2 separate regions of the Mus musculus genome follow, and region 2 is linked to region 1. A link is a contact called in ENCODE POLR2A ChIA-PET data. All regions are on one chromosome and are shown on one strand. The core of a region is the stretch at or near the end of the contact, and the rest is flanking DNA. Distances in the headings are between cores, read along the strand shown. Region 1 holds the start of Tubb4b (tubulin, beta 4B class IVB). Region 2 holds the start of Uap1l1 (UDP-N-acteylglucosamine pyrophosphorylase 1-like 1).

What was found. ChIA-PET counts read pairs that join two places held with the same protein, here RNA polymerase II (POLR2A).
Region 2: POLR2A ChIA-PET joins it to region 1 with 10 read pairs in embryonic stem cell. The contact joins the promoter of Uap1l1 here to the promoter of Tubb4b in region 1. POLR2A ChIA-PET finds 5 or more read pairs at or near these places in 4 of 5 experiments (Patski and embryonic stem cell).

What each region holds. Positions count from the first base shown.
Region 1 is chr2:25,222,204-25,228,392 of GRCm38, reverse strand. It overlaps Tubb4b (tubulin, beta 4B class IVB), which reads left to right and starts at 3,691. Exons shown (of 4, transcript NM_146116.2): 1 at 3,691-3,859; 2 at 4,161-4,269; 3 at 4,349-4,459; 4 at 5,025-6,189. The coding sequence starts at 3,803. The coding sequence ends at 6,085. Fam166a (family with sequence similarity 166, member A) reads right to left here. Exons shown (of 7, transcript NM_026624.3): 7 at 6,112-6,189.
Region 2 is chr2:25,363,224-25,369,412 of GRCm38, reverse strand. Uap1l1 (UDP-N-acteylglucosamine pyrophosphorylase 1-like 1) reads left to right here and starts at 3,750. Exons shown (of 9, transcript NM_001033293.3): 1 at 3,750-4,086; 2 at 4,328-4,532; 3 at 4,726-4,901; 4 at 5,140-5,312; 5 at 5,414-5,607; 6 at 6,029-6,169. The coding sequence starts at 3,798.

The DNA.
Region 1 (6,189 bases), core at 2,442-4,941:
GTGAAAGGATATAAGGCCTAGACACCATTTTCTTTGCCTAGGTGGCTAAGAAAGGACTTGGGAGAGGGTGGGGCCCTGTTTGGAGCTCCTGCCCTCCTCCTTCTCGCCTCCTGCCAGATGGTCTGTTTTTCAAACTGAAAGGTTTGTCCTACAGCCAACAGGTAACTGGACACCAGAGAAGAGGTGAAGACCTCTCCCCACCTCCTACAGCTTCAGGCTGTTCACAGACTGAATCCCACCCCTCCCACACCACACCACCGAAAAGAAAGCAACCAGAAACTCAGGCACAGGTTATAGCAATTGGACCCACAGAGGAGCTGACAGGGATCCCTCTTGGTCTGTCCATTACAGTTTTCAGGCATTTGACATTGAAACACAATGTTGTCATCTGCAAAGCTCATGGTCCAGAACTATGCAGTTGAGTTACAACAAACAAATAAAGCTTTCAATGTTTTAAGTTCAGGAGTTTGAGTTGGCTCTTTATAACTATTCTTGCCCACATGTGGCCAACAGGACACACTGGTGTGAATTTTCTTGGCCTAAACTTTTCCTTGCACCCCCCCCCCCAACCTCCAGGTTCACCTAGCTAGACTCTGAGTCAACAGGTATGGCGTCAGGGAGAGCCCGGAGAGCCATCCATTTATTGCCCAAGGGTTCTATCCTTATTGGGGTGTGTGTTGTTTTGTTTTAAATTACTTTAGATTTACATGTATGAGTGGTTTTTTTGGCTGCATTTTATGTATGTGTAGCACTTGTGCCTAGTGACATTGGAGGTCAGAAGGTGTCAGATCACCCAGACAGAGGGAAGGTTGTGGACCACCAAGACTTCTGCCAGAGTAACAAGAGCTCATAACCACTGAGCTACGTCCTTTTGTATTCCCCTCGACACCCCACCACCACCACACACACACACATTGTAGATGCCTCCATGGTCCTTCCAGGCCCTCTTTGTCCTTAGCCTTTACTGTCACCCAGGTTCTGTTCCATTTCCTACCCCCAGCTCCTAGGCTTCCTAGGACTAGAATTTATTGCGTCCACTAAGAGTAGAGGACTTGCAGAGATGAGCTCCAGCAGGGACAGAGCCAGGTCTGTGCACTGCAGCCCTAGTTCACTCACTCTTGTGACCCACTGAAGGCTTTTACACAGCCTCATGGTGTTCTCTGATGTTCTAGAGGAGGGGCAGAGCCAGGCTGCGTCTCTGGAAGACCCACTGTGGGAGTCAGTGAGACCTAGTCCACAGGGGAAGCACCTTGGCACCTCTCCTTCCGGGGTGAGGGGAGGCCTTTCACAAAAGCTGACTACAGGGTCCTTTAAGGCCACAGAGACTGTCTGCCTGCTGCTCCTGCCTGGCAGTAATGCACCCTCCCAGTGGGACCATGGCCACCAGTAAACAGAGCCTTCCTTGTGCGGCCTCCAACAGCTGCAGACTGGGCTGGGAGGGCAGGCACCCGATGCTCCCACAGCCCGTTCTGCCTTGCTTCTCTGCTCCTCTGGCCAGCTCTATGCACACCCTCTCATGCTATAGGTTCCAGGACCTCTTGATATACTGGGTCTCCTTTGCCTACTGGCACAGGGGAACTCTTGATTCATAGTAAAGACCTAGAGTGTCTTCCCCTGCCAGCTGTGGGCAGCCACTGTCCTTGGTGGGCTTTTGCTATGTTGTTTGTATTTACTGCCCAGCTTGGGACCCAAACATCTCCAAGACACCCAGGAAGCTCTTTGTGTTAAAATACCGAACTTCTGCTTCCTTCTCAGGTGTGTGCTATGAGATTCTAATAGTTGACATCTTGGCACCTAAGCTACTCTGTAGAGTCCAGGATCTTTAACTCAGAAGATATTTCTAGGTACTGAGATAACCTTCAGCATGCCAAAAAGTGACCTGGTACCTTACATACATTTAAACCTCCTGAGGTATGTATGGGTCCTGTCAGTGTGGTCACAGAACTCAGCCCCCCCTTCCTGATCTACCCTTCTGGGAAAGGACAAGACAGTCAGATCTTTCTGGAGATCCTGGTCAGTATAGTAAATATGAACACTAGGACTGCGGTTTTTTTTTTTTTGTTTTTGTTTTTGTTTTTGTTTTTTTGAGACAGGGTTTCTCTGTGTAGCCCTGGCTGTCCTGGAACTCACTCTGTAGACGAGGTTGGTCCCAAACTCAGAAATCCACCTGCTTCTGCCTCCGAGTGCTGGGATTAAAGGCATGCGCCACCACTGCCCGGCAGGACTGCATTTTGTATATAGCGACAGAATGCCACTGCTCAGGATACAGGACTCTGCTTGTCCTGGTGGGGTTTTTTCCTGTGACATGGTTGGTAGGTACTTGGATACCACAACCAACAGGGATTGCCTAACACCCTTAGTTTTGAAGGTAGTTCATTCCAAAAGCCAGAAGTGGCTAGACTGAGACAGACCCATTGTATAATATTCCTTTAAAAAGTTACACATCAGACATGAAGACTAAGAACTGTAGTCCTTGCATTCTGGAGGCTAAGGCAGAATTCCAGGTTACAGGCCAGACGACTCTGTCTCATAAGCAATGGCGTAGAGAAATTACCAACTAGACCATTTTGTGGGCAGAAAGATATTGGGGATCAAAATGCCAAGGTGGGGGGAGCAAATGGAGAAAAAGGATTGTTTCAGAACTACTTGCCTTCGAGAGGTAGCTGACTTGGGAGGGAAGGTTAAAGTTAAGGTGAACAGAAATCACTTTAAGAGACCTGCTCTTCTGGTAAACAGAAACTTTTAAGCTTGTTTACCTGGTCAAGTCCTGTTTAGGACAATGTCAGCACTACCATTTTGGGGGTAGGGGTGCTTTGGACCTGACCCTGAAAAAAAAAAAAAGAAATATGTACATGTATTGCTCTCCATTACAGGACAGGGACTTGCACACGTTTGTTTGTTTGTTTTTCCCTCTAACAGTCATGGCCAGGCATGCCCAGCCCTGTAGTCTCCATGCAGCTCTGTGCGCACTTGGAACTCAGGCTCCAAGGAAACCGGCTCTTGGCCAGCAAGTTTCCACAACATCTAGGGAGGCCGAAGGGGCGGAGGGATGGCCCTCCCAGGGGTGGGGTGGGGAGGGGAAGAGAGAAGGGGGGGGGGGAGAGGGGAGGGGGGAGAGAGAGAGAGACAGATAGAGACAGAGGACCCCGCGCCTGCCCAGTGCGTCCCGGAAGGGCCCGGCGCCTCATCCAGAGCCTATTATTGTTAGCGTTTCAATTCGCCTCAGCTTGAGGCTTGCAAGGTGTGTTCCGGATCGACAATGCCTGCCCGCGTCTCCTTTCTCTCCCCGCAGCAGCTGCCAGACCTACCAAGCCGCCCGAGCCCACAAAGCTCTGAAAAGTCGCCCCCTCCCTTTCAGCCGGAAGCTGGCTTTCCACGTCCCACCCGCGCGCTGCACTGCGGCGGTTACCAGGACGCCAAAACAGCGCAGCCAATAGTGTCAGGCTCTCGGAGTGCTCCCAGGAGGCAGCCAATGGAAGTGCAAATCAATCATTTGAAACACCCAATGGATTGAGCACTGCGGCGCCAGGGCGGGGATTGTGATAGGGGGAGCCGTAGGCAAGCGTGACCAATAATGAGAGTATATTGTTGGGAAGGCGGGCCCCAGACCGCTCGATTGACGGAAATGTAGCCAATCAGACAAGGATAATTCGTGGCCTCGTTCTGAAAGCCCAATCCTGTGCTGACGAGGGCGGGTCATAAGAGGTATATAAATGTTGGCAGAGCGTCGGTTGTAGCACTCTGTGCGCCTGCTCCTCCCGAAGTGCTCCTCTTCTACAGCTGTTCCGCAGTCGCCGCCGCCATGAGGGAGATCGTGCACCTGCAGGCTGGGCAGTGCGGCAACCAGATTGGCGCCAAGGTAGGAGGCTAGGTTTCTGCGAGCCAGACGCCACTGGGACAGCCAGCCGGGGAAGATGGCGGAAGCGGCCCGGAGCGTCGCCCTTCATTGCGTCCTGGATACCGGCGTACGCTGGGCCGAGACGTAGCGCCGGTGGCTGGTGTCGGTGGGGCGGACGGTGCGCGGCCCTTAGGGATTCGTCGCCCTGGCGCTCCTGAGACTGGAGGGAGGGGGAGGGCCTGCCGCACCCATCCGGGGCGGGGCTGCCTTGGAGCGCACCGGCCGGCCGGCGTGACTCAGCTAACGCCCGACTCCCTTGCAGTTCTGGGAGGTAATCAGCGACGAGCATGGCATTGATCCCACTGGCACTTACCACGGAGATAGCGACCTCCAGCTGGAGCGCATCAACGTGTACTACAACGAAGCCACCGGTAAGGCTCCTCTACCCCATCCATCCTCCTCACCACCCTTCCAGTTTGAGCACACTTGACGTCCCCCTGTCCCAACCAGGTGGCAAGTATGTGCCCCGCGCCGTGCTCGTGGACTTGGAGCCCGGCACCATGGACTCGGTGCGTTCAGGGCCCTTCGGGCAGATCTTCAGACCTGATAACTTCGTCTTTGGTGAGTGTGGTGGAGGTGTGGACGGGCTTGCTACCCATGAGGCTCAAAGGTCAAGGGGCTGACCTAAAGTTCTTCCTTAATAGCCACCAGGTGTACACTTTCTTGCCCTCTGAGTCACTCAATCCCTTGGCCGAAAGCAGCTTTAGGAGGAAGGTCCAACTGACTGCGGGTAGATTAGTTGCTAGTAGAGAGTATGAGAAGACCTGACCTAGTGGCAGGGGCCCTGTACTCTCCTTGAACATTGGCAGGGGTGCCTTTGGAAGTATTTACTGTCTTAGCTCTAGTGTGTTCTGTACATCTCCGTCTGGTCTCCCCCACCCCCCATCCCCAATCTATGTATCCCTGCCTGGCCTCTTTAACTGTAGACCAGGCTGACCTTAAACTCAGAACTACCTGCCTACCAAGTGCTGGGATTAAAAGCTTGTGCCATTATGCACAGCACCCCCTCTCCCCTTTTTTTTAACATGGCAGATTGTTTTGGGTCTGTACACTTTATTCAGTGTCACCTCATGTCATTTGGCCCCTTGGGCACATACTTAGTGTGACCTACTGTTTTCTCTTACAGGTCAGAGTGGGGCTGGGAACAACTGGGCCAAGGGGCACTACACAGAAGGTGCAGAGCTGGTTGACTCGGTGTTGGACGTTGTGAGAAAGGAAGCTGAGAGCTGTGACTGCCTGCAGGGCTTCCAGCTGACCCACTCCCTGGGTGGGGGGACTGGGTCTGGGATGGGTACCCTCCTTATCAGCAAGATCCGGGAGGAGTACCCAGACAGAATCATGAACACCTTCAGTGTGGTACCTTCCCCCAAGGTGTCGGACACAGTGGTTGAGCCCTACAATGCCACCCTTTCAGTCCACCAGCTGGTTGAAAACACAGATGAGACCTATTGTATTGATAATGAAGCACTTTATGACATCTGCTTCAGAACCCTAAAGCTGACCACACCCACTTACGGTGACCTGAACCATCTAGTGTCCGCCACCATGAGTGGGGTAACCACTTGCCTGCGATTCCCTGGCCAGCTAAATGCTGACCTGCGGAAACTGGCTGTAAATATGGTGCCCTTCCCTCGCCTGCACTTCTTCATGCCTGGCTTTGCCCCCTTGACCAGCCGGGGCAGCCAGCAGTACCGTGCCCTGACAGTTCCTGAGCTCACCCAGCAGATGTTTGATGCCAAGAACATGATGGCTGCCTGTGATCCAAGACATGGGCGCTACTTGACTGTGGCTGCCGTGTTCAGGGGCCGCATGTCTATGAAGGAGGTGGACGAACAGATGCTTAATGTCCAAAACAAGAACAGCAGCTACTTTGTTGAGTGGATCCCCAACAATGTGAAGACAGCTGTCTGTGACATTCCACCTCGGGGCCTGAAAATGTCGGCCACCTTCATTGGCAACAGCACCGCTATTCAGGAGCTGTTCAAACGCATCTCAGAGCAGTTCACAGCCATGTTCCGACGCAAGGCCTTCCTACACTGGTACACGGGTGAAGGCATGGATGAGATGGAGTTCACTGAGGCTGAGAGCAACATGAACGACCTGGTGTCCGAGTACCAGCAGTACCAGGACGCTACAGCTGAGGAAGAGGGAGAGTTTGAGGAGGAGGCTGAGGAGGAGGTGGCTTAGAGCTGTCTTAGTCACTAAAGCATGGGAGCAGTGTGAACTCTTTATTCATTCACAGCCTGTCTGCTAGCCATGTCCACTGTGCATTTGCTGTCCTGTGTCCTGAC
Region 2 (6,189 bases), core at 2,501-5,000, 140 kb before region 1:
GGCTCTCAATGAGGCTCACACTGCTCCGGAAAGCCAGCCCCGTTGCCTAGTCCAGGCCTGCCCTAGGTTTTTCTGGTCTCCACTCTGGCCTCTGGCCTCTGGCCTCAGCCCTTGACCACAAAATGTCAAAGGGGAAGACCCTCCTGGCAGGTGGGACAGGAATGGGTCCAGCGGAACTTCGCCAACCTCACAGCCATCTGTACCCTCGCCCGCCCTGGGAGGCACAGTCTTCTGGTCCTGGAGATGCTTCCAGCCATTCAAACCTGGGAGATCTGACGAAGGCTCTTGATCCCCACTGTCTGAGTCAGGGTTTCTATTCCTGCACAAACATCATGACCAAGAAGCAGTTGGGGAGGAAAGGGTTTATTCAGCTTACACTTTCCACATTGCTGTTCATCACTAAAGGATGTCAGGACTGGAACTCAAGCAGGTCAGGAAGCAGGAGCTGTTGCAGAGGCCGTGGAGGGATGTTTCTTACTGGCTTGCTTCCCCTGGCTTGCTCAGCCTGCTCTCTTATAGAACCAAGACTACCAGCCCAGAGATGGCACCACCCACAAGGGCGCCCCCCCCCACCCCCCGCCTTGATCACTAATTGAGAAAATGCCTTACAGTTGGATCTCATGGAGGCATTTCCTCAACTGAAGCTCCTTTCTCTGTGATAACTCCAGCTTGTGTCAAGTTGGCACACAAAACCAGTCGTACACCCACTCACACCTTGAGGCTGAATTTAGGGGCCATAGGGCATGCCTGACCTGTCTCCCTAGAGGCTTCCTTACCTGCCTAGCCCCAAAGCGATAATAGCTGTTGTGGAGTGGACTATGGCCTGTGATATGGAGTTTTTGCTGCTCACCTGACTCCTGTCTGTCTGCTGCCCTCACCTTCCACATGCATGGAAGGGCAGCCTATCTGCTTATTCGTTCACTCATCCATTCAGCCATCACTCTCTGAACATTTTGCTGTGACCCAGTCACGGTGGCTTGGGATCTAACACTCATTTGCTCAGTAGACAAACATGTTCCCGTGTGTCTGCTATTCATGGCAGGTGACAGAGGAAGAGCAATGGACCAAACAGTACCCTGCCTCCCAAGTTTACTTCTCATGGAGTAGTGAGGCAGAGAATGTAAGAAAGTGCTGTGATTGAGGAAGGGAGAAAGCCATCCATTGCAAAGAGGCAAGGCTAGGCTGTGGCTGTAGACTAAAATCCTTTCTGATCCAAGAGAATTTCCATCTGAGGTGTTTGTGGAAGAGGCTGTGTGCTGAAGTTGCCTGCCGAAACACATCAGGTCTTAATACGAGTTAGTTAGCCTCTGTCGACCTGAGAAAGACGGTGCTTTTTAGTTTGGATCTTTTTTTTTTTTTAAAGATTTATTTATTTATTTAAAGTACACTGTAGCTGTCCTCAGACACTCCAGAAGAGGGAGTCTGATCTCCTTAAAGATGGTTGTGAGCTTCTTCTTCTTTTTTTAAGATTTATTTATTTAAAGTACACTGTAGCTGTCCTCAGACACTCCAGACAGAAGAGGGAGTCAGATCTCATTACGGATGGTTGTGAGCCACCATGTGGTTGCTGGGATTTGAACTCCTGACCTTCGGAAGAGCAGTCGGGTGCTCTTACCCGACTGAGCCATCTCACCAGCCCTTTAGTTTGGATCTTAAAGCACCATTTAAACTTTGTTTTCCCTTCAGATTTATGCACCTGTTTTCCATGTATGAGTATCTACACATCACACTCATCCCTGGGGAGATTGAGAAGAGCGTGTCAGACTCTCCTGGAGCTGGAGCTATGGATGGTTGAGAGCCATCACGTGGCTGCAGAGCGCAAGAGTTCCTATGATGATCGCACCCTAACTCTCCAGCCTCACCCTTGAACTTTTTTTCCTGTTTTCCTGTTTGTTGGTGGTGATGATTTGAGACAGGGTTTCTCTGTGGAGCCCTGGCTGTCCTGCAACTCAAAGATCCACTTGCCTATGCCTCCCTAGTGCCGGGATTAAAGACCTTTGCCACCATACACTTTACCTTCAAACTTTTAGAAATGGCTTTTGTAAATTTTTTTTTTTTTTTTTTTGGTTTTTCGAGACAGGGTTTCTCTGTCTAGCTCTGGCTGTCCTGGAACTCACTTTGTAGACCAGGCTGGCCTCGAACTCAGAAATCCTCCTGCCTCTGCCTCCCGAGTGCTGGGATTAAAGGCGTGCGCCACCACGCCCGGCGTAAATTTTTTTAAGACTTACTTATTTTATGTGTAAATACACTTCAGACACACCAGAAGAGGACATTGAATCCCATTACAGATGGTTGTGAGGAAGGGTAGGCAGTGCTCTTAACCACTAAACCGTCTTTCTAGCCCTGCTTTTATACTTTTTACAAGAGGTTTTATCTATACCAGGTGATGATGGTGCTCACCTTTAATCCCAACACTAGGAGGCAGAGGCAGGCAGATCTCTGAGTTTGAGGCCCATCTGGTCTACAGAATGAGTTTCAGGACAGCCAGGACTACACAGAGAAATCTCATCTCAAAAATAAAAAACAACACACACAAAACAACAACAACAAAAAGAAACAAGAGGTTTTATGAAAAAGCAAACTAAAGCAGTAAGGGGATGCAGAGCCAGTCTGGAACAACTGAGTTCCTAAAGGTAGGCAGGTGAGGGGAGGTGGGTGCAGGTTGAAGCTAGCCTGGGTCTGCCTGCTGCCCCCAGGCTAGCAGTGGGGGTTCTAGGTGAATGCTTACAGGGTCAAGCCGACTCCTCTCAGGCTCAGCTTCTAAGGAGAGAGGCTCCCAGGCCGCTGTCTTGCTTCTGGGTTGCTCAGAGGATTAGTCAGAAGAAAGAGAGACACTGACACATGACAGTCATCAGCCTATCGGGGATTGGAGGCTAGCTGCTTCCCAGAAGCACTTTTTCCAGAAGTAACTTTTCCCAGTTTCACAAAAGGCACTTTTAGCAAGTCAATTTCCACACACCAAAACCTTTTTTATCTGATCTAGGGGTTGTCTGAAGGAACCATCATCTAAGCAATTCTCAGCCATTCGAGACTTCCTGGTTTGTCAGGTATGTCTTGGGACTAAGTTACGCTAAGGCTACTTCAAAGCGTAAGTGCCATTACTCCGGAATTCATGCCACAAACAATGGCTCTGCAACAAGTCTGCTGCAGACAACCCTTCTGGCTGTGGACAGGGAGGAGGCTGGGTTATGTCTGGTCAGCCCAGTGCAGATACCTCAGACTTCTTTCTTCCCCGGGGCAAGGACAGAACAGTTTTTTTTTTTTTTTTTTTTTTTAAAGATTTATTTATTTATTTATATGTAAGTACACTGTAGCTGTCTTCAGACACTCCAGAAGAGGGAATCAGATCTCGTTACGGATGGTTGTGAGCCACCATGTGGTTGCTGGGATTTGAACTCTGGACCTTCGGAAGAGCAGTCAGGTGCTCTTACCCACTGAGCCATCTCACCAGCCCAGACAGAACAGTTTTATTCACGTGGTGGGAATTACTTAGGAGAGAAATGACTAGACCTTGGGGTACTAGGAAGGCCTGCTCTGGACCGTACACCTTGAATGCTGGGAGGCCAGATCCTAGGATTCAAGTCCGGAAACGCGCAGGGGAAACTGTATTAAAAGGGTTAAAGATGGGAGAAGCCAAAGAAGACAGAACAGCAGCCCAAGAGGAAAAAGGGGCGGGGTCCTGGGTGGAGGTGCCGCACCCTGGGCCCGCCCCCCTGGGATCTCAGCCCCCGGCCTGGTCTCGTGACATTGGTCAGAAAGTCACGAGTACAGGCTGAGGCGGCCGCTGCAGTTGCAGTATGGACTCGGAGAGGGATGTACGCGCACAGCTGCAGCGTGCGGGCCAGGACCATCTCCTGCGCTTCTATGCCGACCTGGCTCCGGAAGCCCGAGCCGCACTGCTAGCGGAGCTCGCCTCATTGGAGGCCGACGCGCTGCGTGAGCACTGCCAGCGCGCCGCAGCTGCGGGCGCGCTAGCTCCGGGTCCTCTGCCGGACCTGGCTGCGCGCCTGCAGCCCCTGCCCCCAGAACGCGTGGGCAGCGCGATCCGCTGTGACCAAGAGACACGCCTGCGGTGGGAAGAGGAAGGTAGGCAGCGCCGTGCCAGGCTGGGGTTGGGCAGGTCCGGCCCGTTGAGGCCGGAAGAGTTAGAGCCTATGGGCGGTGGGGGTAGTGGGGGCGGAGTGGAGGACACGGACTCGGGAAGTGCAGCGGAGAGTTATTTGCCTTGCAACTTCTTCCTCCTGTGCCTAGTAACCCCCGAAGTCGTGCTCACTTGTGGTTCTCCAAAGTGAAAGAGGCCTTATCTCACGATGCACCTCTCCTCCAGGTTTCCGACAGATTTCTCTGAACAAGGTAGCTGTCCTGCTGCTGGCGGGTGGGCAGGGCACTCGCCTGGGCGTCACATACCCAAAGGGCATGTATCAAGTTGGGCTGCCCAGCCAGAAGACCCTGTATCAACTGCAAGCAGAGCGGATCCGGCGTGTCCAACAGTTGGCTGACCAGCGACAGGGGACCCACTGCACTGTGCCCTGGTGTGTCCTCCATGCCAGCCTCCCAAAAAGACCACCCCTAAATTGACCCAGGCCTACCCCACACCAAGACCTTAGACCCAATCTTAGCACGGCCCTAGACAGAGCCCAGTACTTGCCATTACTGAACCCCTTCTAGACTTGCCAGATTGAGCTGGACTCCCCTGGAAGCAGCTCACTGCTAGGACATTTACAGGTACATCATGACCAGTGAGTTTACCCTGGGACCCACAATCAAGTTCTTCAAGGAGCATGACTTCTTCCACCTGGACCCCACTAACGTAGTGCTGTTCGAGCAGCGCATGCTACCTGCTGTGACCTTTGAGGGCAAGGCCATCCTGGAACGGAAAGACAAAGTTGCCATGGCCCCAGGTATGGCCCACACCTTGGATAGGAACAGGTTGCCCCACCTGGGCCACAGAGTACAGCTGTGGATCAGGAGGCCTGACTCCCAGGTAAGATGTACTCAGGCAGGCTATGTGGCCCTGGGCATGTGGCTCTGGCCAGTCTGGAGTCACAGGCTCTTGGTTTGTGCACCTGCAGCACTTACTAAACTGAGCAGGAGATCAGGCCACAGTCCATGGGTATCCTACTCCTTTCTCCTTTATAGATGGCAACGGGGGTTTGTACTGTGCACTGGCTGACCACCAGATCCTGGAGGACATGAAGCAGCGGGGTGTGGAGTTTGTGCATGTGTACTGCGTAGACAACATCTTGGTGCGGCTGGCTGACCCAGTCTTCATTGGCTTCTGTGTGCTTCAGGGAGCAGACTGTGGTGCTAAGGTGAGTCCCAGGCTTTCATTTTCCTTGGCACTTGGCTCTGCTCTTGCTAAATCCCGTCCCTCCTACTTCCGGCCCTCTAAGTCTATGCCCGGTGGCTGCAGGTGGTGGAGAAAGCATACCCTGAGGAGCCAGTGGGTGTGGTGTGCCAGGTGGATGGTGTCCCCCAGGTGGTGGAATACAGCGAGATCAGCCCTGAGATTGCTGGGCAGCTCGGGGCTGATGGAGGCTTGCTCTACAACGCAGGCAACATCTGCAACCATTTCTTCACCAGAGGCTTCCTGGATGTGGTTACCAGGTATGTGACAACAGGTGGCTGTGATATCCCAGACTAAGCTGAATCCAAGAATGCCACAGTAGCTGGAGCTGCCCTAGCCTGAGCCAGGCCACTGCTGGGAGTGGCAAGGGCTTGGGTGGAGAGAATTCCTGTGTTACTGTAAACAAGCCAGCTGCAATGAGTCATGCTCCGTGAGGCCGCGGTCACAGGTCTCGTTTGTGGGTCGGCCCCACCTCTGCCCTGTCATTAGCTGGGAGGAGGGGTACGGGGGTGGGGGTATTGTGTCTGGTGGGTCCCCAGGATGCACAGAGAAAGCCTGTGTCCTTCCCAGAGATACAGCCAGGTCCTTGTGCTCCTGCACCTGGCTAGGTATACAGAAGTGCGGACAGGTGTTCCCGGGTACCCTGTCTGAGCCACACGCCCTTTGTCCTCTTGCTGCCAGGGAGTTTGAGCCCTTGCTGAGGCTGCATGTGGCCATGAAGAAGGTCCCATACGTGGATGAGGAGGGAAATCTGGTAAAGCCGCTAAGACCGAATGGGATAAAGATGGAGAAGTTTGTGTTTGATGTGTTCCAGTTTGCTAAGTTAGTGGTGGAAGTCACTT